Linked DNA regions of Mus musculus: regions 2, 3, 4 and 5 are each linked to region 1. A link is a loop called in an ENCODE intact Hi-C map of the cell type or tissue named here. Cell type or tissue: left cerebral cortex. All regions are shown on one strand. Region 1 holds the start of Zfp618 (zinc finger protein 618). Region 2 has its middle 5.6 kb from the start of Gm30699. Region 3 overlaps Zfp618 (zinc finger protein 618). Region 4 has its middle 10 kb from the start of Gm24117. Region 5 has its middle 49 kb from the start of Gm25391.

Region 1 (5,000 bases):
ACTCTCAAAGAAGGGCTTTTCTCTTGATAACCATCCCACTGCGTTGATCTCCTTCCTTACCATTCCAGGGAATCCTATCAGCCTTAGCTTGGGCAGAGGAGCAGGCCTGGCCAGGAGGCAGATACTCTGAAAACAGTTTAAGGCTCTAGTATCTAGGAGGAGGTGAGGCAAGCAGGCAGAGCTTTGCCAGGCTTGCCCAACTGCCAGCTCTGCTTCCCACTTGATCCACACGGGCCTTGGAAGATGCTGCCAGATCTCTTCCAAGAACATACGCGATAAGCAGGGGAAAAAGAAATGGGTACTTTTAAATCTCAAATCAATCACTGACTTTAGAGGTTTCCAGATGTAACTGGAAGATGCTGCTTAACTTCTTATGTATTTACCAGGCTGGGGTTTGAAAAGTGGGGTTCTTCACTGTTTTTCTTCTACGGAGGGCCAAATTCCCACAGACTGATTCTTCCAGGAGAGTGGTGTCTTTAAAAACTAACTTGAAGGAAGAAGAAGGGTTCTAAGGGGACGGACAGTTCTAGAGCCCTTTCTGTTTAGAGGAGTTTGCTCTTTAAACTTTAAAAAGCTCCTACACATGTTTTCTTAAGGTGGAGTCAGAAAAAGCACCCGTTTAACTAGCCTTAATTTCCATAAAACAATCCTATCCTTATTTTTTTTTTCTCAAGGGAAGGGTAAGGAAACACATTGGTTCCTTTCTCATCTGATACATGGCAATTCTTCAACTTCTTATTCTAAAACTCAACTAGCTGTGGGAGAAGAATCCAGGGGTCTCTCTAGTTTTCATATAGGCCAGGTCTTTCTGATTTATTATTTTTAAGTCTATTTTGGGAGTAGGAGGACAGAAACAAACCCTTAAGTCTTCCTAAGTCATAAAGAGGAAGCTCTCATATAAGAAACATTTTGTATTTTTATAGTTTAGGACTTTTGAAAGAGCAGGCCTCTTTAACCTTTCAGTTCAAGTAAGAGGGATAAGTCAAAATTTTCCTTTTCTAACTGGGGGGGGGGGGGGGGGGAGGGGCTGACCCTTGTTCAACCTTCAACATCTCCTTCCATAGGGTCAGGTTTTGTGTTTTTTTTTTTTTTTTAATACTTTTACTTTTTTTGGCGGGGGAGGGTAAAAAAGTGACTTCACTGACATCAAACAGAAGAGAGGCTCCTCAAATAGTAAATTTATATTCAGACTTGATGGGGGTTAGAGAGGGTCCCCTTGGCCCTCAGTTCTCAAACTTATCTGCGAGGACGGGGAGGGGGGAGCTAGGTATAGCCTAGGCTACCGAATATTCCCAGGAAGCTTTCCAGTTTCGTTCCTCAAAACTTTTATTTAAAAAAAAAATCGATCTGATTTGGGGGGGGGGGAGAGCTTGTGGGGAGGGGAGAGGCGTTCCCATTAACCCCTTCTGTCCCACCAGAGGCCGCTCCCCAAAACTTTTCTGTGCCCCCACCTCCGCCCCACGCGAGCAAATGCCCCGCGCGCGAGGCTGGCGCGGGAAAGTTTGGGGGGCCGCCGGCGGCGCGGGGGACCGGCGGCTTTGTGTGAGGCGTGGGGCGTCGCGGAGGCCCGCGGCGGAGGCCGAGGAGAGGCCGGGGGCCCGCAGCGGCTCGGAGGCCGGCGGGGGCGGTGCGGGGCGCGGTGCAGCGCGGCGGGCGCGGGCCGGCGGGGCGATCTGCGGTCCCCGCGGCGGTCCCCCCCGGCGCCCCCGGCCCCCGCCCCCCGGCCCGCGCGGGGCGGGCGGAGGAGGGAGCGGCAGCAGCGGCGGCGGCGGCGGCGGCGGTGGCAGCGGCATTGTGCGCGCGGCGCAGCCCGGCCCGGGAGGAGCAGGACGCGCCGGGGCCGCCTCCTCCCGCACGGACCGATGAGCCAGCCGGACGGCGCGGCAGCTCCGCAGGTAACGCGGGGCCGGGGCGGGGGCCAGGGCGGGGGCCGCAGCAGCCCCGCGGGATGGCGAGCGCGGGCGCCGGCGGGGGGATCCGGAGTGGGGCCGGGCGGCCGGGGTGCGGGAGCGGCCCCCCGGGACGCTGCGGGGCGCGGGCGACGCGGGGGCGGCGGCCGAGGCTAATGGGGACCCCTCACCCGGCGTCCCCCGCCGCCCCCCGCGGCCCCCAGCTCGGACCGGAGCCCAGAAACAAAGCGGCGAGAGCACGGAGCAGCCATTGCAGTTTGGACAATTCAGATTTTGCGAAAATGCAACCTTCTTCCAGATCTCCCCCTCCCCCGAAATTTGCAATTTCCCCTTGACCCTCTCTGCTCTCATGGTCCTTGGTGACCCCCAGGAGAGCTTTCCTTCCAGGCCCCCAATCTTTGCAACAATCTTTTTTTTTTTTTTTTTTTTTTTTTTAAGGCCATATTTCCTTCTCTCAATTTTTTTTTCTAATTTTTCTTCAAACGGTAGTTTTTTCCCATTAAAACGACGCCACCTAGAGGATACTATTTTGTAAATAAAAAAAAAAAGAAATTAAAATTGAAAAGAAATATTTTTTATTTCTTATTTATTCCAAAGTTTCATCTACAAACTGGTGGATGTGGGAAAGATTCTTTTTTTCTATCTTTTTTGGAGTGAAAATTTTCACTTTGATCATTGAAAGGACATGGAGACAATTTTATTTCTGAAGCCAAATCCAGATAATATGTAAATGAAAATTAAGCTGGAATTTGAATGAATTCAATTCTTGAAGGGGAGAAAGCAAAAATACCTCCTAAAAGCAAAGGCAGTTTAGGTACCTAAGTTATTTTAATTTGAGTAAAAAAAAAATAGTAATTGGAATGAGAAAAGGGGGGAAATAGTTCAGTTTAGGGAAAGCTGGGAGAATTGGCTTTATGAAGCAATTAGAAATTGTGTTTCATTATAATTTGCGGCTTGTTTTGCTCCGTAGGCAAAAATGACTAATTTTGCCATTTGGCAGCGTTCAAAGTTTTTCCATTTCCAAGAAAGAAGGATTTAGGAGAGAAAATAGATCCTAAAATGTTGGCTTTGGACACACCCAAAAATTGTAGGTTTAAATTTTTACATTTACATTTTACTGCATTTAACTCCTGAGATTTTAAAGAAAAACAGAAATTGGAAAAGTTAGAGTGAAATCCTGCCGGTCTTTTTTCTGTTTTTTGTTATGTTGTGTGTGTGTATGTGTGTGTTGTGTGTGTTGTGTGTGTGTTTTGCTTTGATGGAATAATTATGACTGTTTCCTGATTTTGTTTGCTGCAAGGTCTAGGCATTTCTTGTTTTGTTGTTGTTTTATCTAGAAAATGTCAGGGACCTTTTCTTGAGCAATATTCAATGGAGAAAAATGTCAATTCATATATTGTGCAAACTGAGTAGCCCACAGAATTGTAGGAGAGGCCGCCATTAAAATAAGATATGCATAATTAACATTATTATGAAAAACTAACAGTGGATTCACAGAAGCCCATTTTTTTTTACGACACACAAGTGAATCAATTGATGGAGATAAGGATTAAAAAAAATCCTTGTTAAAGAGGAGAATTTGTCTTTCTCAATTTTGTTTTCTAGTCCAATTAGAGTATTATCATCAGTTCCTTTTTTAAAAATTCAGGTTGGCTTCAGGTTTCTTTGTGATGTGGGGTTGGATAATTCATTAATATTTTGCATTTTTCAAATTTTTTTTATTGCTGTCAAAAGAGAAGAAATCCATTAGCCTTGATCATTTGAAGATTGTGTGTGTGTGTGTTTTGAAGGGAGGGGATTTGTAACAACAACAGAAAATTCCACAAATTTTACTGACCCAGTAAGAAAAAAAGGTGGGAGAGAGAATGGCAGAGATGAAAATTCTGATTTGAATCCATCTTCCCTGGTAAGAACACTTTGCTGAAGAAATGAACTGAAACACCAACTCAGCTGTTTCTAGCAGGAAAATTTATTATTTTCTTTGAAAGAAAAACTAATCAGAATACACACAAAAGCCAAACCCAGAGATGCTTGCCTTGGGAATTTGAAAGCATTTTTTATAAACAATATTTTATGTGGAGGTTTTGTCCTTAAGATAAATCAAATGAAGGTGAAACAAAAAAAAAAAAAAGAGAAAAATTTTCAAGGGATAAATATTGACTGGATGGAAATTTGACACAAGAGAATAAGATCTGTTCTGAGATAAAGGGAAATTGGTGATGATTTAGGCTGATCGGATGTGCTGATTTTTTTTTTTTTTTGAGTAAAAAAAAAAAAAAAGTTCAAATTTTTCAAACCAAAAGGAGTGTGTTAGTTGGACTTGGGGGGACCTTGTAGACGTTGGGGTTGGAGCTATGATGGGTTACCTGGGGTGGGGATAGACCACTCTGGACCCGGGATCAACAGCTAGCGGGTGGTCCTGGACCTACCTCACCAATTTGTTTTATGGAAACTGGGTTTCTGAAGGGCTGCTAATTCTGTGGAATGAATTTAACATTGGCACAGGTTAGATAGTCCCCATCATCGCCGTAGCATTTGGGAAATTTAATTTAATTTAATTAAAAAAAAATTTTTTTTTGTTTTTGTAACAATCCTTCAGGGCTGACTGGCCACGTTCTGACATGTTTGGAATGAGCCTTTTTGTTGTTGTTTTGTTGTTTTCCTTTAAGTGCATAATTAAAATTTCTTCTCTTGAATTATTTAGGGCGATGTCTTGACAGTCGAGGAATTTATAATTTCAGAAGTTCTAGAGGCCTCGCGAGATAGTGGGCTCAAGTTGGCCAGGGCTGGAGAAGGATGGACATAGGGATGGATAGACGGATGGGGTAAGGGCGCCTCAGCAAAGGTCCAGGATGGAGATAACAGGTTATCTCCGGTGCAAAGGAATGAGAATCTCTTGGTATAGCCTACAGTCTGCCTTGCCACTCAGATGTCTGCAATCTACTCTGCTGAGAATTTTGTTTTGTTGGCTGTAGTTTTATGGTTTATGGCTAGAAATTGCGAGTAATTTGTTTTGTAGATCTTTTTTTTTTTCCTTCTTTTTTTCCTTTTTATGGAATTGGTTACTCTCATCATGATTGTTCTGAAAGA
Region 2 (5,000 bases), 190 kb before region 1:
CTTCCCTTCCCACTTGAGCTTGCTTCCTAAAACCGAAACCTTATAGCTGCTGTCTGGCTCACCACACGCCCACCCCGTCAGCTAGCCGCTTGTCTTCAAAAAATTTCTTTGTATTGTCTCAGTATCGAGTCTTTGATTTTCTGACATTTCCACAACACCCTAAGTGTTCTTAGCATTTTCTCTAAACTGGAAAAATAAAAAAAGCAAAATGCTCTCCTGGGGAGAAAGGGCAAATTGTATGTTCTTTTGTTTACATGTGTGTACAGAAAATCATTATTCTCCTTGGTGATTTTCCATGTGATATCAACAGTGAGATGGAGAAACTGGGACTCTGTAATGGCTCCTGAGGGACTTTTTCCTCTTTGGTGACCCCAGAAAGCTCTAGGCATCCAGCTATTTTTGAAAGAAAGGAGGAAATGCGGACGGCAGCCTCTACCAGCTGCAGGTCACTGAGTGGCCAGCTTATTTTGATGATGGCCTATTTTTACTTTTATTTACTCTGATGTTTTGATGCAATCGTTGGCATTTTGTGTTTGGCCTTTGACCTTTGAAAAGTGCCATTCACCTTGGGAATGCCCGGGGTCATCGGACTACATTTGAGGGATGTGAAGTCACCCATTTCCTTAAACTGTGGCCACTCTGCTCCTGCAGCCAGTGAAGGTCAAGGTCCACCTGGGGAGAGAAGGCTAACCCTATTTTTATATAAATTCTTTTTTTTTCTTAGAAAAAAAAACCCAAACCACCTGGAGTAGGAGCTTGTTTCCTCTGGCCCAAGGTTTCTACCAAGATTTCTGTCCTTTCAGGGAAGACCTTGAGCCAAGACTACTATGGGAGTCAGGTATAACACAGCTTCATGCGATCCTAAGAGTCTGTGATTCATTCATTCCTGCTAAGGGAGATTCCCGCACTGGACTGGGAGTCATGGTCGGGAGGAGGGGCAACTGTGTCCACTTCACCAAACAAAGATCCAGAGCCATGAAGCGCGGAACTTACTGAAGCCTTGGCTGCAGGTACAGGAAGAATCTCTCCTGCAGGTGACCGTGGCTCACCTTGGAGGTGACTGACTGTGGCCCACTCCCTTTCCATCTTTGGCCCCTTTCCCTTCTCCTTTAACACAAAATGTGTTGGATGCATTTCTAAATCTTTTTCAGCACGGGCTTCTCATAAAATGGGACCTTCTCAAAGGCTAAGCAGGCATCTGGACCTTACAGAGTCAGGGTCAAGTTCCATGCATATCTGAAGAGAAATTAACGTGGCTTGAATGAAATAAGCCACCACCCCGGGCCTCACACATATACTGCACCTCCACTCAGTGCTTGCCATTATTTGGTGAAGAAGGCTCTATTATCACTCCAAATGGTGAGGGCATCAAGGCTTATGGGGGATGGCTTAAAGTCATATCTGAGGAGTGACACAGCCGTGATCAGCCTGCAGGGTCCATCCCCATCAAAGTGTGCTTGGAATTAACTGTGTAACCATATCTAGTGTAGGTCAGGAGCTAGAGCAGGGACACTAGGAGCCCAAACGCATGCACTCAGCATTGCAGCAAGGTGGGTTGAGCTCTCTAAAGCACACTGCATGCCCTGGGGCTAACCTTGCCTGGATTTTTGATGGAAAGAGAAGTCAGATATGGAGAGGTGGGATAGGAGTAGTACCTGTGGTTTCAGGATCAATAGCTGGAGCTGACCCAGTTGGTACTCAGTCCGTATCACGGCTGGTCCTGGATCCGCAGCTCAGAGCTGAGCTCCAATTGACCAAGTGTTTGCAGAAATACTGAGTTTCCTTCTAAACCAGCACCCTGTGGACAAGAAGACTGTAACCTTATTCTCTTCTTTCGTTGGCTGTGGGGTAAGGGTCACTGTTGGCTTGTAAATATTTTTTCTTTTAAAATATTTATTTTATACTCAGGGATGTGTAAATGTGTGTGGGTAGATACCTGAGGAGGCCAGAGGTAATGTATCCAATGGAACTGAGGTTCCAGGCGTGTGAGCCCCTGAGGTGGGTCCTGGAAGTTGAACTCAGGACTTTTGGAAGAATAATGCATACTCTTATACTGCATTGTTTGTGCTTTTTTTTTTTGTCATTTTCAAATTTTTGTATGTTGATTTTTTAAAAAGTGAAATAATGGGTCCACATTTAATGGTAGGACCCGATACAAGACTACATCCTCATCTCCGTATTTTGGAAAATAGGAGAGTAGTCGTTTGGCAGAAGAGATCCTTTAAAAAACCCGCTAAGAGAGGCAAGAAGCCCCATTACTACCGCCGATGCCCACAAGAGGGCGTCTCAGGTCATCGAGAAGCAAACGCAAGCCCAGGATCGCTGCAGCTCAGCAGCGAATGACCAATGAGTAGGCTCTGATATACCAGTTGTGACCCCGCCTCCCCTGCGCTTTAAGGACCCCCTTTCTCTTCTACATCGCTGGAGCCATTTCTGCTTTCTCCAACCCTGAGGGCATACCGATCACTTTGTGTGTGTGTGTGTGTGTTGGGGGGTGGGGAGGACTGATGGACACAGAAATGGAAACAGCATACGACAGCTGTACTGCACACCCCCCCCCCCCCCACGAAGGCGTGACATTTCTGCCCTTCCAATGAAAGCTCTTCTTGGAAACTGAGGTCTGGAGCAGCCGTATTAAAGACATCTGTCACTAACCTTGTCAAAATCAACCTGGAGCTTCTCCGGCAGAGTCCAGTAGGTGGAGGCGCAGGGCGGGGCTCATCTTTTTTCTAGGACACTGCAAAGGGAGTGAAAGGTGTCACCTTGGTGGATACCCATCCAGGACACCACACATGCCATCTGTTTTGTGGCTTGTACAGGCACAGCAGAGAAGTGCCGCTAGCCCATTTTAAGATGGAAAGAGCGAGGCGAGGGGAAGTATTGCAGAGCCTATACGCTCAATATCTTTCAGCTCTTATGGGACACAAAGAATCGAGGTGGCAACCCTAGAAGGGTCCAGGCTTTCCCAGGTCCCTACTCTTCTGTAAAGAGGAGATGGGATTCAGCGTGGGAGGGGACCCTTCCTGAGAAGCAGGGTGGGTGAGGTGAATGCTCCCCTTCTGAATTCTCTAGGCTACAGGGAGACCCAGCTTTGCCTCCTGTGAGCCCGCGCAGGAAATCGGTTTTCCCTCCCATTAATGCCTGCTTTACTTACACTTCTTACCACAATTACTCTGCGGTAATTAACAAGGGAAATAACACATCTGGGGCTAACTGCGGCTCCAAACAGATGTACAAGATGCAAAGGCGTTCGGAGGGCCCCATGCTGTGTCACATCTGTCCTGAGTACCTACTGTGAGGGAGCTTTGAGTTCAGGAACAAGGCCCCTGCTGGCCACCAGGGTGGTTTTCTAGGGAGGTCTTGAGGGGTGCAGGGGTGGATCAACACTGTCGGTAAATGGTAAGTTCCTGAGGACAGCAGACAGGAGTGATTGTGGCAGGGACAGTCCTTCCTCTCCCTTCCCAGAGGTGACATGGAGCTGAGGGCAGTGGAGAAACCAGGGGGAAGTATGGCAGGCAGCCTGGGGACAGGCAAGTGTCATAGCTTGAGGCAGAATGAGGGTCTTGCCCTTTGGGAAAATGGACAGACTGGTGTGCAGCTGAGGGATACATATGAGGGTGAGGTGGCTCCTGAGCCCACAGAAAAGCAGTTAAAAGCACAGAGGGAAGCCCTTGAGGGGACCGGCTCTGTCTGCTGCTCTTATTCTTACAGGGCCACGGGTCCAGGGACTTTGCACAAGCTGGAAGTGACAGGCCAACGTGAGCCAGCCACCATTCCCATCTATTCTTTCCCACCTTTGACAGTGTCCCCTCCCCACCTTGCTAAGATGTCCCAAGCCTCCCAGGGACAATGAGTCCTGTCCTTCCCCTTCTCCCTGAGACCCCATTCCTCCTTCAGAGCAGGTGGCTTTGTGGAAGGACTCTGGAACTTTCATTGCAGACTTTCTGACTCCCCTTCTCCCGCCTTCCTATTTGGGATACTTCTAGCTTACCAGAGGCCAAGGGGGGCTAGGGAGGAAACTAGTTATGGACCCAAGTGGGTCCCTAGGAGAATGACTCCCCTCAGGAGCCACCCACACAAGGCAGGGCCTTGTCATTTTATTTTTATCATAGTTCTGTGTTCCCCCTACAACCACACCTTGCTTTTCATGGTCCCCAGGGACTTTCTATAAGGATCTCTTGATCATTCCTGCTCCCCTCCCAATTATGAATGCACCCGTCCCTGCCCTGTCCTTGTTGGGCATCCCTGGAAATATCTGCAGGTGTGTGCATGTGTGTATATGTGGCGATTGCTAAGTGGCTTTTAGAGTGCAGAGATAGGAACTGCCCTTTGTGGAGGCCTCTGGAGGGCAGTGGAGAGGGGACCCTGAGGAAGGAGGGGTAGTTCCACCCTGAAATTCTTCCCTCCCATACCTGGCTTGATTTTGATCATTCCTCTTTAGTGTATTCCTTTTTTTAAGGAAAACGGAGGCTGTACCCAGAGGATGAATGGATGGTTAGTTACTAAATCCATTTCACTAGCAAGGAGTATGTGTTTATGTGTGAGAGGGGATTCGCTTGGGAGGTGAGAGGGGCGGGGCTGGCTTCGAAATCCACTCACCTGGGTTCTAATGCTAGTGCTGATTGCCCTGAACGACTCCGTCAAGAGTTTTGTACCCCATTTTTCTCCTATGTGGAGTAGTGCTTCCTGCGGTCAGTCTGCGAGTTCAATGTGGCCATACATGTGAAGTCATTAGCAGGGTGACTGGTATAAGAAGTGCCCATTAAATGTTGGCTGATGTCACTGTCACCCATACTGCAGGTGGGAACACTGAGGTCCTGGGTGCTTTCCTCTGCAAGGAAGTCCAGCTCTGAGGACTTCCCTGTGAGATCTCCCTTGTAGGATCTTAGCTTCTATGCCCCCTGCCCCGAGTACCATCTCAGGCTGGTCCTCTGAGTATAAGGTATAGCCCTTGGGCCAAGAGAGGTGCCCAGCAGGGGACTAGCTCTGAGCTCCCAGGT
Region 3 (5,000 bases), 150 kb after region 1:
GGCCTATGCAAAAGGGGGCTATGGCTCCAGAAGGTGACTGGGTAGCAAGGTCCCCAGTAGTTGTTTCTTCCAAAACAGAAGACATACTATGTGCTAGGTACCAGTTTCCAGGAGTCCTGGGACTCAGACTTGTATGAGAAAAGCCTTGGTCTACCTACCCAGATGACTGAGGCTCTGGGTCTTTCAGTTGCTTTCAGGAGGCCAAAGCTGCCCACTAAATGTACAAAATGTTTGCATTGCGAGGTCAGATGAGTGAGCCACTGAGGTCATTTATTGGTAGCCTGTGCTTGCCTTTCCTCTGGTTTAAGAAGCTAATTTGGGCCAGGCTGTGGTTTTGTGTTTACTGTGCTTATATTTCCCAAAAGGAGGGGAGTCGACCAACCTTGAAGTGTGGATTTTTCAAATGCTGTGTTGTGACAGTTGTGTTTTTGCTTGCAGGTAGGAGGCTAAGTCAGGGGGATCAAAATTTCAAGCCCTGCTTGGGCTATGGAGTGGGTTCAAGGCCAGACTAATCAACTTAGTTAGACCCTGTCTTAAAGTAAGAAAAGAGGGTTGGGGGGTAGCTCAGTGATAAGAGTAATTATGGAGACCTTGCTTGGCGTTCCATCCTCAGCACCTTAAAAGAATTAGATTGTCCACCATGGTCTCCTTGGTGGTAGACATTGGCTCACCAGATTGTAGGGTCAGGGCTTTCTTGACTTTACCCTTTTTCTTGAGCTTTGTGGCTGAGCTTTTGAAGGTCCGTAGCATCTGCAGAGAATTGTCTGTGGAGACTGCAGTCATTGAATGTCACTGTCTCCAGGCAAGTGTCAAGCAAACCATGGGCACATCAGTGGCTGCCTCTGTGAGACTTGGAATCCCTGGGGTGGATCTTACCTGGGCAAACTGTATGGTCAAATCCAAGGGCACCAGGTTAGGGGCTGTGAAATGGTGCGTGTGAGAGGTCGAGACTGTCACTGTCATTATCCTGGAGAATATGGCTGTTTGTGTGCAGGTGGACATACACACATGGATTTATATTTCTCCTGAAATACCTACCTGCCTGTTCCCCTATGAATACAGATGAAGGCAGAGAAGGGGACCTTCCTTCTTACAGAGGAGGCACCTGCCCCAGATAAAGCCTTACGTGCTATCCTAGTGGGTCCAGGAGCCTGACAACTTCAGTGTGTCTCTCTGCCTGTTAAATGGGTCGTACTGCATTCGTGGTGTTGGGAGGATTAGCTGGTATACAGTAGGTGCTCAAGAATGAGAGCCCCTCACCCTCTGTAGATAGAGAATGAATGGGCCTCTGCCAGCTTACATGCTGTCTGGAGGTACTCAACCAAGCTGTAAGGGACACAGAGGAAGCATGGTCCTTACAGTGCCACAAAGCCTCTACAGGCTGTGGGAGAGTTTGAGGCAAATGGAAGACCTGAGCAGGCCTATAGGAACTGCCTCAGGCTGGCTGCCTCATCCGTCATCCATATCACTCAGCACTTCGTTGGGTAGGACAGACCTGCTGAGTGGTGTTTCTCCAGCTGATTTTCAAACAGCACCACTTGGAAGGATATGTAATCCTTAAAAATCCCTATATTTTGGGTGCAGGTTAAGTTAAAGCCCAGCGACTCTCCTTCTGGTCAGTGTCTCGGAGCCATTGGTAGCCTCATCCAAGCTGTATAAGGGGCAGAGATGGCTGAGTATCTCAAATTGACTTTCCTGAGACCTTCATGTACTGGATCAGCTGTGTTCTGTAGTACCCAGAGCATCATAGAAAGAAGAGCTGGGTTGTTGTCTGCTCGTGTGGGTGGGGATATAAGTATAGAGTTTTGCTTGGCCGAGTCCATCCCTGCATTGTGGGGTTTCCAGAGAGATGCTGCAGATGTAAGCTTTGGGGAAGGTACTAGACGTGGCTGACAAGGAGTTCCTACTTCCCCATGCAAGTTCTGACCCTCCTCACACAGTCTTTGGCCTTCCCAGAGCAAGTATGAAACTACCCCTCCCTACTTGTCACATGTTCTGTCCCAGAACATCCTTTATGCCTTGAGATTCTTGTTGGGTCAAAGTTGCCTCCAGGAAATGGACTGACATCCTCAATCCTCATTTGGGAGCTGTCGCAGCAGAATCTTCCAGAGAAAACAGGGAAGCTCATCCCAGCGACTCAATCCTGGAGTAGAAAATGGGGCCCTGACCTGTCTGCCGGCTGCATTTCACCAGTGTGTCCTTGGGCAGGTCACCCTTTCCCTCTCCATCCCTCTACCTCCCAGACACACATTCTCTGAGCTCCATGGGCCTCCTGCCCACTCAGCCCTGACAGACAAGCTGACCATTCCCCGTGCCATATCACGCCCCCTCTCTGCCTCCTTCCAGCAGAAAACACCTTCAGTCGTCGAGTAGAAAGCAAAGCACAGAACCACTTTGAAGAGACCAATAGCAGCTCACAAAATTCCAGCGGTGAGTCTGTCTGTGGTGTGACATGTGGCATCACGTGTCACCTCCCACAGAAGAGCAGGTACCTATGACTGGGGTCTTCTGATGCATGGTGGGGCTTGTTGGGAGAGGGGCTGGGTAGGGAAAGAGAGAGAGAGCAGAGCTTATGAGAAGCAGAAGGGACCATTATATCTAGGAGCCCGTCTGTGGCTTCTGCCCTTGCCCACAGACAGGGAACTTCCTTAATCCCAAACTCAGGCATCAACCTCGCCAGCCCAGATGGGTAACCCTAAGAGAGCCATTTGCTGAGTAGTGCCATATGTAGCAGGCTTCTTTCCAGAGAGGCAAATGGGGTGATACTGGAGCCAGAGGTCCCAGGTTCTGTACCCAATACCACAGAAGAGAGTCTCTTCTAGACCCTGCAGTGCTATGGCTTGGCCTGAGAGCTCCTGGTGGTGTTTGCTGCCACCTGGTGGCTGCCTTGTACTGGCACAGCTTGGGACTCCAGGATTTATAAAGCCTTGGCAGGAATGTGGATGGTCACCAGCAATCCCTATCTTAGAAAGGGACAGGAAGAATGTATGCACAGTTATGGCCAGGACAGGAGGGGACAGGTCTTCTGCCACTATGAAGCTGATGTCATTGAATATTAGGCCTGAGTGAATGCCCCACTGTGCTGACACTGCCTGGTACATACCTGTAGTGGGTGCTTCTTGGCCACATGGGCTTCAGCAAATGGTTCGTTCGGATCACAGATACCAGATGGAGGCTTCTGCCTAGTAGTAGACCCAAGCTCCTTCAAACCCAAGTTTGATCCCTGCTCCTCTGGCTCCAGTGAGTGGTCTAGATGAGTCCCAACTCCTCCTCGGCTGCAAGTAGCTTGAGGAGCACGGACAGCCCCAGAGAACACAGGCAGGAGGAGGGGAGGGAGTGTTGCTTTGGGCGTTGCTTGGCTTGTTTTACCTTGGTGTAAACCAAGCACTTGGTGCAAGTACCACTTGGGTCATCACTGTGACCCTCAGAGCTTCTGTAATTGGTTGGTCTAGGAGGAAAGCATGACCTGCCCGGGGCCACAGAGGATTAAGTGGCAGCCTGGAGCTAGAACGTGTCTCCTGTCATACCCTGGGCTCTCCACCCAAGCCATGCTGCACCCCTTACAGCTCTACTGCCACCAGGGCTAACGTTTATGCAGGGACAGCACTGTCATGGGCTGCTGCTTGCGCTGGCAGCCACCATTCATTGAGCACTTACGACGTGGCTGGCATGTGTTCCGAGCTCTGTGTGTTGCGTCTGTTTTCACCCTTGCCACAGTCCTGTGGGGATAGTGTTCCTGTTACTCCCACTTTCTGGATGAGGAAACTGAGGCTCAGGATAAGTCCACTGTAGCCCCAGGTCCCCCAGACTACAGGTGGAGCCAGGACCCTCCTACTTTGCCTGCACTCCACTTTGCTGCCTGCTATATTGAAGGCTTACCAGCCCCACTCTCTGGCAATGCCAGACAGTAGGAGGGCTTGCCAGAAGACAACCAAGTGGCTAAGTGCGTGGCCATATGAGCATCATACCTGGGTCACAGAGCCTCACTGTCAGAGCACCCTGAGGCTTGGTCGATATCAAGTGACACTGCCTTCTCTGATGGCTGTGCCTTTCTACCAGCACCTCTCACCTACCTTCCCACACAGACTGTGTGTCCACCAAGGAGCTCTCTCCAAAGAGGGCCCCCTGGCTCGCTCACCAGCTGTGGTGCCTTCACAGCCCGGACTGGGGAACATTTAGCTAAACTGTTTCTCTTTTGCAGAAACTGCAAGTCCCCTGATTTCCAACCCTTTCCCTCTCCTGCAGAGTAAGTGATGGTCCTGATGGGAGGGTTGAAGAGGGCACAGCAGGGCAGAGAGTGACTCTCTGGCCTCCCTGAGGTATAGACAGGCCTTGGACCACCCTGAGGGTTAGTCCCAGTAATAGCCTTGGGAGGATGCTAGGGGCTCCGGAGGGTGGAGAGGTCAGGTAGGTAGAACCCTGAGCACACAGGAGGGGGGACAGGTTACCCACTTCTGATTATCCAGACAGCCTCAGGACTTCTCTTCCAAGCCACCTTTTTCCCTCTCTTTCCCTCCCCTTCTACCTAACAGTGTGGTCTTTCTTTCCTCCCACTGCCCCCTTCTTTGCCAGGCACTAGTGTGCTTCCTGAATACTCTGAGCTTTTGGTGTCCCTGCTGCCTGCTCCACTTAGCCCATCCTCCAGCTTATCCAGTTGTACCCACTGCCTCGCTTCCCCCCTCTTTCTCTCATTGCTTCCCCCTCCCATTGTGAGTGTCCTTATTCATCTGTGCATGCGTGCATCTTGTTTCCTCCATGAACAGTGATGCTCGTGTGGTCCCACGGGCAGAGGGTTAAGCTGTGAATCCCAAGGGGCAGAGTCTGTTTCCTGGGAGCTCCTGGTGCCTGGATGTTGTCCTTCCCATGTGCTCAGAACAGTGCCTGCCACGGAGTAAGCGCCCAGGAAGCAGCAGGCCCGTTGAGTTAGCAGCCTATATCTGTGTGGCTTCCCCTCTTTCTGCTCCTGCCTCTCCTTGGCCTTTCTGTCTCCAAGCTAGTGG
Region 4 (5,000 bases), 140 kb before region 1:
TTATTTCAAACAGCTGGGACTACACTCAGGTATCTGGAGACCCAAGTGCATTGAGTGTCCAGAGCAAAGGATTCTTGAAGGCAAAAACATCCTGGTATCTTGCTATGCAGCTACGGGGCAGTAGAGGGGACTTCATGCAAACAAGCAGTTTAACAGAAGCTAAGACAAGTGGTTAGCTACAGAGGGAGGTTGTACAAGCAGGTAACTTAACAGAGGCTAAGTTTGCTGGTGCATCTTGATCTGGGGTTCCTAGAGTAGAGTTGGCTAAGATAATTTCCCATGGGATTCTCCACCACGGAGATTAAATTCTAGTCAAACCAAAAATGGCCTCAGCAAGAATACAAGATAGAGGAAACTCTGTACTTTCTGGTTCTGTCACATCAGGTCAGACTCACCTGGTACCACCCACAAACAAGGTGGGACAGAAGCCTCTTTCCTAATGATGAGAGAGAGGGAGGAATGTGGAGAAGATGGATGTGGACACAGCTGAGAGCACAGAGAGAGCAGTCTAGACAAATGAAGGTCAAGACTTAAATACTTAACAGATAAGATGACATCAAAGATGGATACATGGCAAGGCATGCTTAGGAGGCATGGAACAGGAATCAGGGCACCAGGGACTAGGAACAACCTCACATCTCTTTCCTCATCTCAACTTTTCTTTTGAGACACTATCTAGCCCTGGCTTGGAACTCACCATTTGGATCAGGCTCACTTGGAACTCACAGAGACCCACCTGCCTCCGTCTCCTGAATGCTATAATAATATTTTGTTGGTACCTATTATGTGTTTGATTTTTGGAAACAGAGTGTCATAAAGCCCAGGCTGGACTGGAACTCACCATGTAGCCAAGGATGGTCTTGAACTCTCCTGCCTCCATTTCCCCAAGGCTGGGTTTATAGATGTGTACCACCAGTACCACATCCAGTTTTGACGCTTATTATAAAACTGCCAGTTAATAAGTATACAGGACGCCCTCCCTATCTGGGAGTTATGCATCTGAGGATTCAACCAATCAAGGATTGAAATTCTTCTAAAAAGAAAATTACCCCTGTGCTGAGTGTGAATAGACTTCCTGTCATTAATCCCTGAGCAATACAGTAGGAAAACGATTTGCATAGCATTTACATTGTATTAGGGATAATAAATAACCTAGAGATGATTTAAAGTTTACTGGAGGATGTGTGTAGGATATATGCAAATGACACATCGTTTTGTATAAGGGACTTGAGCATCTACAGATTTTGGTACCCCTGAAGGGACAACAAATTTCTTCCAAATAGGTTCTCGTTAAGAGTTCTAGGGATTTGACAAAAGCCTGTCTTTTACCCATCAAAAATGAGGACCAGATGAGAGATAAGAGCCAGGATATTAGTGAGCAGAGACAGTCATTTGCTTTTTATTCATAAAACAGTCAGACAGGTCTATATTTGTGGACAAACACCTAACCAACAACCATTTCCACTCTTCCTGAGTGAAGAGCCTGGACAGCCCACCAGGAGGAGTCTCTGCTTCTGAGCCACACATCTGCCTGGGCTCCTGCCAAGAACCTGAGCGGAGCAGAGGAGGCAGGGCAGGGCATCCCATGCCCCAGGACTTTAAAGTAATCATCAGTTAAAAAGTTCCTCTTACTGGGGACCAAGGTTAGTAACGCTAAGGTCAGGTAACTCTCCTCCTTCCAGGTTTAGGTGGAAGAGGAAGTGATAGGGCCAGGGTACAGGAGCCTTGGTTACTCTTTCAAGTTCCAGCTTTGTGGGAACAAAACACAAGACCTAAATTCTTGTCCAACAAGCCCTGATGAAGGGGAGTGTTTTGGCTACGTGGCAGCAGAGGGCGCCAACTCTGGAGAACTCCCTAGAGTGGTCCCCCCCCCCCCCCCCCCCCGATAAAGGGTGGCAGGGAATTCCAAGGCTAGATCTATCTAGCTCTCAGCACTTGCCTCTACTCACCAGCTCTAGAAGGAAGCATTGCAGGTGAACTGTACCTGTTCCCAGCTGTGGTTAGCAAGAGTCTACTCAGAAGATGGCAGTGCCGAGCCCTCAGGCGCTGGGATTCACCTTATTTCTCTGTCACTGTCTCCTGTTCAGTTTCCTGCCCTCCCTCCCTCCCTCCCCATCCCTGGGACTGCCTCCCCCCCCCCCCCATAGCTTTCATCTTCATCTTCATCCCCAATTCTATCACTTTTTTGTTTGTTTGAGACAGGGTCTCACTAGGTAAGCAAAATGACTTTCAACTTGTGATCCTCCTGCCTCAGCTTCCCAACTGCTTGGGCTCTAGGCATGCACCATCATACTCATCTTCTTACTAGGACAGTGTGTCCAAGAGCAGGAACTACAGATGCTGTTGGAGACTTCCACAATGCTGCAGGACAGGATTCCATTCTTGGGTTTACAGTGCGAGACCCTCTGTGGTCTTTCTTTCTTTCTTTCTTCCTTCCTTCCTTCCTTCCTTCCTTCCTTCCTTCCTTCCTTCCTTTCTTTCTTTCTTTTTTTCTTTCTTTCTTTCTCTCTTTCTTTTTCCCCTTCTTTCTTTCCTTCTGCTTTTCTTTCCCTTCTTTCTTTTTCCTTTATTTCTTACTTATTCTATTATTATTATTATTATTATTATTATTATTATTATTATTATTTCTGTAATTCTCCCATGTCCCACATGTGAGAAGAGAAGAATTAGGTGGTGAAGAGTCGCAGCTAGGGGTATTAAGAACCATAGATGGTCCCGGATGCTGGTTTAATTAGTGACCTTTCAAATGATTGTCCTTTAATCATGCATTTCAAGAGAGTAGAGAGTGACTGGGTCAATAGAAATTGTGCAGAAAAGGAATCCAAGTGTGTACTTTTCAGTCTCCACTGGGGGGCGCTGTGGACTTTGATGGAAGTACAACAACTCAGCTTCCCACATGAACTTGTGCCCTAGGCGGTTGCCTCCGGTCTCCTCCCCACCTGGCTCTCCACAAAGTCTCACGATTTTATTTGCACCAAGACCCTGGTCAGTCTAATTTCTACTGGGCTAAATCCACACTTTTAGAGCATTATTGTCGTCCTTCATTATTTATTTATTTTGATTTCTGGCACCAAGTCTACTTAGCCTTGCCTTGTGTGTGTGCCTCCTACACTCTTCATACTCTCTGTGATGACATTTCCACCACTGCATAATTTGCTGTTGATAAAAGATAAGCCAGGTATCTCTTCCATTGGCTGGGCTGGTTTCCTGAATCCTCGTTTTATGTTTGGATCCATTACTGCACCATCTCCCACACCATCAGCACGTGCCTTTAGCACAAAGGACCTTGGAAGCATCTTCTGACTATACCGATAGGTACATGTATAGGTGTGCACATGGCACACACATGGCACACACATGTGAGACTCGGGTGGAGGTCAGAGGACAATCTTAGAGAGTCCACCCTTAAGTACAGTCTGACCTCTTTTGTTTCAGACAGGGTCTCTCACGGGCAGGGAGCCTCTTCATGAAGTTCAGGCTAGCTGACCCGTGAGCTGGCAGAGATTCCCGTCTCCCCTCCCATCTCAGAGCACTGGAATTATGGGTGTGTAATGTCACCTGGCTTTTTGTACAGGTTTCTAGGATCTGAACTCAGACCCATACATTTTCCAGGCAAATGTTTTACCCACTGAACCATCTCTTCATCAACTTACCCCTATTTTAAAGGTGTAGAACCCAAGATCCCAGGAGAGGTCCCATTAGGATGCTGGCACTGCGGAGACCCTAGCTAGCTTCAGTGTTTGCACTACACATGGGGTTTTATTGCCCATGCCCCATCCCTGAGTGTGACTGCCTTCCAGCACCCCGCTGGTCTTTTGTTCTCTGTTCCCTCCTGTGGCAAGCTTCCAGCAGGGCTGATTCATGGATCTGGGACCGCATGGCTCCCATTAACTTCGAGAAAAGGCATAAGGCAAAACCCACATCAATCAAGACTCTAAATTACTCATCCATCTTTGCAGGTGACGCGTGGATTAAGATGAACTTGGAGAGAAGAATAACTATAGGAAAGCTATTTAGATTTATGAAAATTGCTTAAGAGTTTATATCAAGTCCCCAAATGGAGGCTGACTCTGTTCTCAGCCCAGATGACATTGAACAGCAGTGGTAAGAAGCAGGCTGTTACCATTCAACAGCCTTGAGTTTGAAGTCAAAGGGTCTGTGGACACCCCCACCCCCTTCATTTGCCTGCATAGCTTGTGTGGGCGGGCAGTCCTTTTACCTCTGGGATTAGTTTTTTTCATTTTAAAATTAAACACGTATTTTCAATTATGTATGGGGGGGGTCACATGTGTGAGTACAGTTGTCCACGGAATTCAGAAGAGGGCATCAGATCCTCTGCAGCTAGACTTATAGGTGACTGTAAACCCCCAACATGGTTTTGGAGAAATGAACTCAAGTCCTCTGAAAGAGCAATGCATGCTCTTAACTATGGATTCATCTCTTCACCTTCCTTCTGTTTCCTAATTTCATTTTCCATTCTCCCAATTAACTGAAGAGGCAAGTTTTTTCCCCATTTTACAGATATGGGAACTGAGGCACAGAAAGGATAAGGTACTTGCCCAGGGTGGTATTGCTACTAAAGGATGAGACAGAGCAACTATGCCTTTGTGTCATTTTACCTTCTAAATGCTACTTGAGTCTGACACATCAGGCACAGAGTAGGTCCTCTGCGAGGCTTTCTGAAGCCAAGTCTCTTTCAGAGACAGAGCCCAGTTTCAGCCCTGTGGGACCTAGTAGGCGCTCAATTAGTCAGAGTTGCATGGCACAGTTCTGTGGAAACGGCTCTGCTTTTATTTAATGACTTGCTTAGATGCATTTTAATATGCAGACCACAATGCCGGCGCACTGTCTTCTGGACGGCGAGGCGTAGGCATTCATTATTTTATGAGCTGCATATGTCATGCAGAGCACAAGCCCCTTTCTTAAACCAACACAACATGCAAATAGAAATTTCATGTAAAATCACATTCAGACAGATTCAAAGTAGAAACAGATGTCTG
Region 5 (5,000 bases), 76 kb before region 1:
ACAGGCTTTCCATACACAAATGAGTAAGCTCACCCCTCGCCTGTTATTGAAATTAAATCCAAGTGGATCATAGATCTAAATGTGAGAGCTAAAACTCTAAAACCCTTAGAAGAAAATAGAGGTATAAATATAAGTGCTTTGTGTGAAATCATATATCTTTTTAAGCATAGCAGCAAAAAAAAAAAATCCAAAAATAGACCTCAAAGAATAAAAAAATTAATTTAAAATATGCTATCAGGAGAATTGGGAGGAAGTACCCGTGATTCATACATCTGATAAGAGCTCTGTGTGGTGTGTGGAAGACACAGAGAAATATTGCAGCTCAAGAAAGTTTAAAAGTCGTTATTTCCCCAAATACCCAAAGATTTGATATGTATCTTAAGAAAGGCACACAAATAATGGAAGGTACACTAGGCAAATGCATACCAAAACCGCCAGGCGGGGCTCCTTCACGTCTGCTATGATGGCCATAGTTGATGCAGACTCACAAGCTTGATGGAGACACAAAGATACTGAGCTCCAGAGGGGCAGGCCCCTCTCCTTTGGAAAATAATATGGTACTGAGTTCAACACTCAGTAGGTCCACTCCTCCAATGCCAAAGGAATCAACGACACATGTATACATGGAAACACTCAGAGGATGCTCATGGCTGCTTAACTCTGAATGTAGATGAATGGTTGCCAGTGGCTAGAAGTGGGGGTGAGGAATAACTGTTAAAGAGTCTGGAGTTCCTATGAGGTAATGAGAATGTTCCTGAACACGGTAGCAATGCTTGTGATTTTGACAGATATTAAAACTGCTGGGTGTGCACGTCAAGATGAATTGGTAGTAACTAATTCTTTCTCAATAAAGGTATAATTTCTAAAACTAGTATGGCAACACCCTTCAAACAGCATAGTTATGGGGAGTGAACTGATCACACCTGAAGCATCTTGCGCATGCCAGGCACAGAGGAAAGACTTAGTGCATCTCATTTTCCTTTCTGGAATGACCATACCCCACTTCCTCAGCTACCCTCCCCAGCCCTAGTTATGTGATTCCCATCCCCCGCAACCTCACTATGTAAGGTAGCTGGTCCCTCTTGCTACTTCTAGAGCAGCCAGGGTCATTACTAAGATGCCTCCGCCATTGTTGCTTACAATAACGCGTAGGATACTCATGTCCATAAGAATGCAACCACCTCTCCGTGCAGCCCCAGGACTGGGGAGATGGCAGTGTAGCTCTGTGAATCCAAGCCAGCCTCTCGGCCAGTTTGACTCTGGGGTTTCCTTCTGCTCCGTTTCCATGAGGACAGTTTATTAGTCCACGATGACAGGGATCCTAGGTATTGGGCGTTTGGCTGGGGTTGATGGGGAAGCTATTTTAAGTCCCTGGAGTTCAAGGGTATGTGCCTCAGCACTTTTGTTTGGATTGATTTGTAGTCCTGCTTGCTTGACCTTGCTATTTAAAATAGTTCGAAGAAGAACAGAAAGAAAAGAACCATTCCAACCAGAGATGCAGATGGGTCCTAGCCAAACCCACCTCCCGCTGACCTTGAATGCGGCCTTCCACAGTGACCATGAAGCCAGAGGGACAGCTCAGCAGAACAGCCCAGCAGAGGGGAAGAGTCTGGGGAGGACCGAGGGGTGGATTGCCAAGGTTGCTAAAGGATCCAGAGACAAAGAGCAGTAGAGTCCAGATTGCCGACGTCTCAATGTCTCAACACTGTTAGAAGTGTTTACCTGTTGGCTAAGTGTCTTGAGCCAGGTGCCTGAATGCCTTCTGAGATTACAAACCTCGATCCACACAGCATGCAGTGAGCTAAGATGTGACCAATGTCTTACAATGGAGAAACGGAGACTCCCTACTTTGTAGAGTTTCCCTTCATGCCCAAGTTCATATGGCCAATAAGATGACAGGGGTGGAGTCTGACCTTCGAGCCAGCCCTCCAGCCACCAGGAAGCCATCCTCATTCAGAAAACCAATAGGGCTCTGAGCAGGAACCATGTCAGCCAGGTGATTGCCCCAGACCAGTGACACCATTCCTCCGCTTGGGTTTCCTGGGAACCTGAAGCAAGCTAATCAGTATGCAATGTGCCACACCTACCTTGCAACCATTCATATACACTGTCATCTCCCTCTCTCTGCCCAGACTGAGAGTCCACGTCCAGCCTAGAGCTGCGCAGACTACTGGATTTTGTCACTTAAAGCTGAATCCCAATCTTGGACTGGGGGCCAGGACATCCATATGGATTTCCTGTGTGTTCTTAAATAATCCACTTAACCTCTCTGGCCCCCAGTTACCTCATACATAAGGTAAATTAAGGACCCTTGCTTTTCCTACAAGATTGCTCTGTAGATTCAGAAGAGTTGCCTGATGTGGGTGAATATAGAACCCTCCCAACAGATAGGATGTAATGAGAGGGAATGACCAGTAGGTGGCAGTGCTTCAAAGCGCCCGTGGGAGGTCCAAAGCATCCCTTCCCAATCAGGTGTAGGGGACATCAGCCTTCCACAAGCTCCACACACCTGTAAAGTTAAAAAGGAAAGTCAGAGAGACATGTTCCTTCCAAGGGCCCAGGATACCACAGTGGTAGCATCAGGATCAGACCAAGTTGGCTTGCCTGCTGAATGCCCTCACTGAACCTCTATCAGAATCCCGCGGTGTGCAAGTGCTCATGGGAGCCCTTTCCTCTGAGCATTACAGTTGCAACCTGTCTGTGCTTTCTAGCCTCACCTAACAACACATTTACCCCCTCTCTGCTCCTGGATGGGTGCTCACCCAACAGGCCCTGTAGATCAGACAGGGATAGCTATCAGAAGCATACTGCATCGACCAGGGACCCAAAAGGGCAGAGTCTAGCCCAGCTCCACCTCCAGCTTGCTGTGTTACCTTGGCTAAGGCGTTCAACAGTAGGTCATAAAATCAATTCCATATAACAATAAAATTAGCATCTATCTACTTCAGTATAAAATGGCTCCATGTTTATACACACAACCTGACAGAAAAGATGTTCTTGGCTTTTGTCCCTCGTGTGCACGTCGTGGGTGGTGTGTGTGTATGCTTGCAGGTGTAAGGGTGTACTGTACATGTGTCGTGCACATCTGTAGAGGTCAGAGAACAGCCTTGCCTCCCACTTTGTTTGAAGTAGAGTGTCTTCTTGATGCTCCAAACACTCTCTCTGCTAGCTGTCTTTCAGGATCCTGTCTCTATTCCCCATCTTGCCTTAGAAGTAGTGGGTTTACATATACGTGGGCGCCAGGGATCCCAATTCAGGTCCCCACATTTGCAAAGCAAGCACTTTACCCACTGAGCCATTTCCCAAGACATAAATAGCATTCCTTTTGTGAGTCAAAAATGCACAGTTGAGATCTGAGAATCCCTCCGTCACCCACAAGAGTAGTTCCAACTGTGCAGTCCTCAGTCGGCTCCCTCTCCTCACAGCCTCAAGCCAGGGACGTCCTTGCCAGAGTGCTTCTGCCGGTGACCTGGTGCTGGAGAGTGGAAAAGGTCTAGTAAATGCATCCCTGATCACTGCTTCCTTCCCCAAAACAGCCCCTCCCCCATTTTATCCTCCACTCGTTTGTATGAAGATGCTGTAACCCCCACCTACAGAGAATCACACTAAGGCTGGGAGAGGTACAGAGATTTGCCAAGATCTCACCCTGGCTGGGGGGCCCCTGCATCCGCGCAGAGCTTAGGGTAGGCATTGCCTTCTGCCTGTGGCCAAGACTGAGAACCGGCCTGAGCCGCTTCCACGTTGCCTACCAGCACCCTCCATCCCTCTTGTTCCAAGTCACTTTTATTTTCTCTCTCTTTCAAGTTTGATTGAATTTACAGTTAATGAATCCAACTTTGTCATTTAGGAGATGCTGGCGCAATAAGACCTGACAGGGAGAGAGTGATGGCGCAATAAGTCGTTCGGGAGCTGCAGCTGTCCCTGCTCACTGTCTTGAGCAATGGCTGCCCCATCGGGCTCGGAAGAAGCCACTGGACTCTCAGCAGGAGCAAGGCGGGGTGGGAGGGGCATTTCATTTAGGTACAGAGCTCAGAACAGAATTTCTGGATTAGCCCCTTGCAAAGAGGGCTGGGGATGGGAGGGGCAGACAAGTGGGACAAGTGGGTACGAGCTCTCCCGCTGAGCTGCTTGCTGTGCATCCTTGGATAATTCACTCTGACCTTTCTGGTCTTCAGTTTCTTCATCTGCTGAATGGAGCAATGGCCCAAGGTGGTGACTTTCTAAATTGCAGGAAGAGGCATAGATGCTTGTTAGACAGAATTTCAAGGTAATTAGTTGACAGTCAAATGAGTGCCTTGACACCTCTCTCTCTCTCTCTCTCTCTCTCTCTCTCTCTCTCTCTCTCTCTCTCTCTCTCTCTCTCTCTCTCTCTAAGGGAGCTCTGCCTCCGGTCCTGCCATTGGGCAGTGATGGCGGAAGGACCCCTAGGAGAATGAGAGAGAACAATCTTGAATAAACAAAACTTTCAAAACTTCAGAACTAATTAAAGAGAGAGCTGGCACTTCAGATAGAAAACACAGACCTGCTCAGCAAAACTGGGTCTTGGAGGGCAGACCCAAATGCTCAAATACCGTAGGGGTCCAGGGCTGTCACCCTTTGGATGTTTACCCTGCCCTGACACTGTTTTTAAAACCACGTGATGGGAAGTGCATGAAACATGGGTGGAGAGTGGTCAAGCCGATTGCTTCCGTCTCTTGAAGCATTTCTCCAACCCCACAACCCCACTCCACACAGGCAGCGCTGCACCTTCGTCTCTTTGGTTTTATTTCTTCATTTTTGAAGTATGAAGAAACAATAATTTGAATGTCAGCAAGATGACTTAGTGGATAAAGGGGCTTGCTGCCAAGACTGATAACCTGAACTCAATCCCTGGAATCTACGTGGTGGAAGGAAAAAAACCTCTCTTTCTCTCATTCCCTCTCGTATATACACACACCTGAGAGAAAAGTTTCATTTTACCTATATTTGAAATGCTGTGTGTATTTTTGAGTATGTGTTCA

The links. Peaks named below come from ENCODE experiments on the same cell type or tissue, not always from the same donor. Only the 100,000 strongest peaks of a DNase experiment are listed, where the experiment ranks them.
Region 2: a loop joins it to region 1, with 6 times the contacts of the local background. A loop is called at or near these places in 11 of 42 quality-filtered maps.
Region 3: it touches region 1 in a loop (9-fold over the local background); 8 of 42 quality-filtered maps call a loop at or near these places.
Region 4: it touches region 1 in a loop (6-fold over the local background); 7 of 42 quality-filtered maps call a loop at or near these places.
Region 5: it touches region 1 in a loop (2.4-fold over the local background); 6 of 42 quality-filtered maps call a loop at or near these places.

The regions. Positions count from the first base shown.
Region 1 is chr4:62,963,812-62,968,811 of GRCm38, forward strand. Zfp618 (zinc finger protein 618) reads left to right here and starts at 1,756. Exons shown (of 15, transcript NM_028327.1): 1 at 1,756-1,895. The coding sequence starts at 1,863. In left cerebral cortex, a CTCF peak has its summit at 2,440 (motif pointing left); a DNase peak (open chromatin) is centred at 213; H3K4me3 peaks cover 1,251 bases.
Region 2 is chr4:62,778,282-62,783,281 of GRCm38, forward strand. No RefSeq gene overlaps it. Among named protein-coding and RNA genes, the nearest start is that of Gm30699, 5.6 kb to the left of the region's middle. In left cerebral cortex, a CTCF peak has its summit at 2,277 (motif pointing right); DNase peaks (open chromatin) are centred at 2,296 and 2,714; H3K4me3 peaks cover 814 bases.
Region 3 is chr4:63,116,200-63,121,199 of GRCm38, forward strand. Zfp618 (zinc finger protein 618) reads left to right here. Exons shown (of 15, transcript NM_028327.1): 12 at 2,347-2,430. Among named protein-coding and RNA genes, the nearest start is that of Ambp, 35 kb to the right of the region's middle. In left cerebral cortex, a CTCF peak has its summit at 2,884 (motif pointing left); DNase peaks (open chromatin) are centred at 1,780, 2,350 and 2,871.
Region 4 is chr4:62,819,926-62,824,925 of GRCm38, forward strand. No RefSeq gene overlaps it. Among named protein-coding and RNA genes, the nearest start is that of Gm24117, 10 kb to the left of the region's middle. In left cerebral cortex, CTCF peaks have their summits at 1,782 (motif pointing right) and 2,844 (motif pointing right); DNase peaks (open chromatin) are centred at 2,851 and 3,838.
Region 5 is chr4:62,887,409-62,892,408 of GRCm38, forward strand. No RefSeq gene overlaps it. Among named protein-coding and RNA genes, the nearest start is that of Gm25391, 49 kb to the right of the region's middle. In left cerebral cortex, a CTCF peak has its summit at 2,412 (motif pointing right); DNase peaks (open chromatin) are centred at 2,482 and 3,317.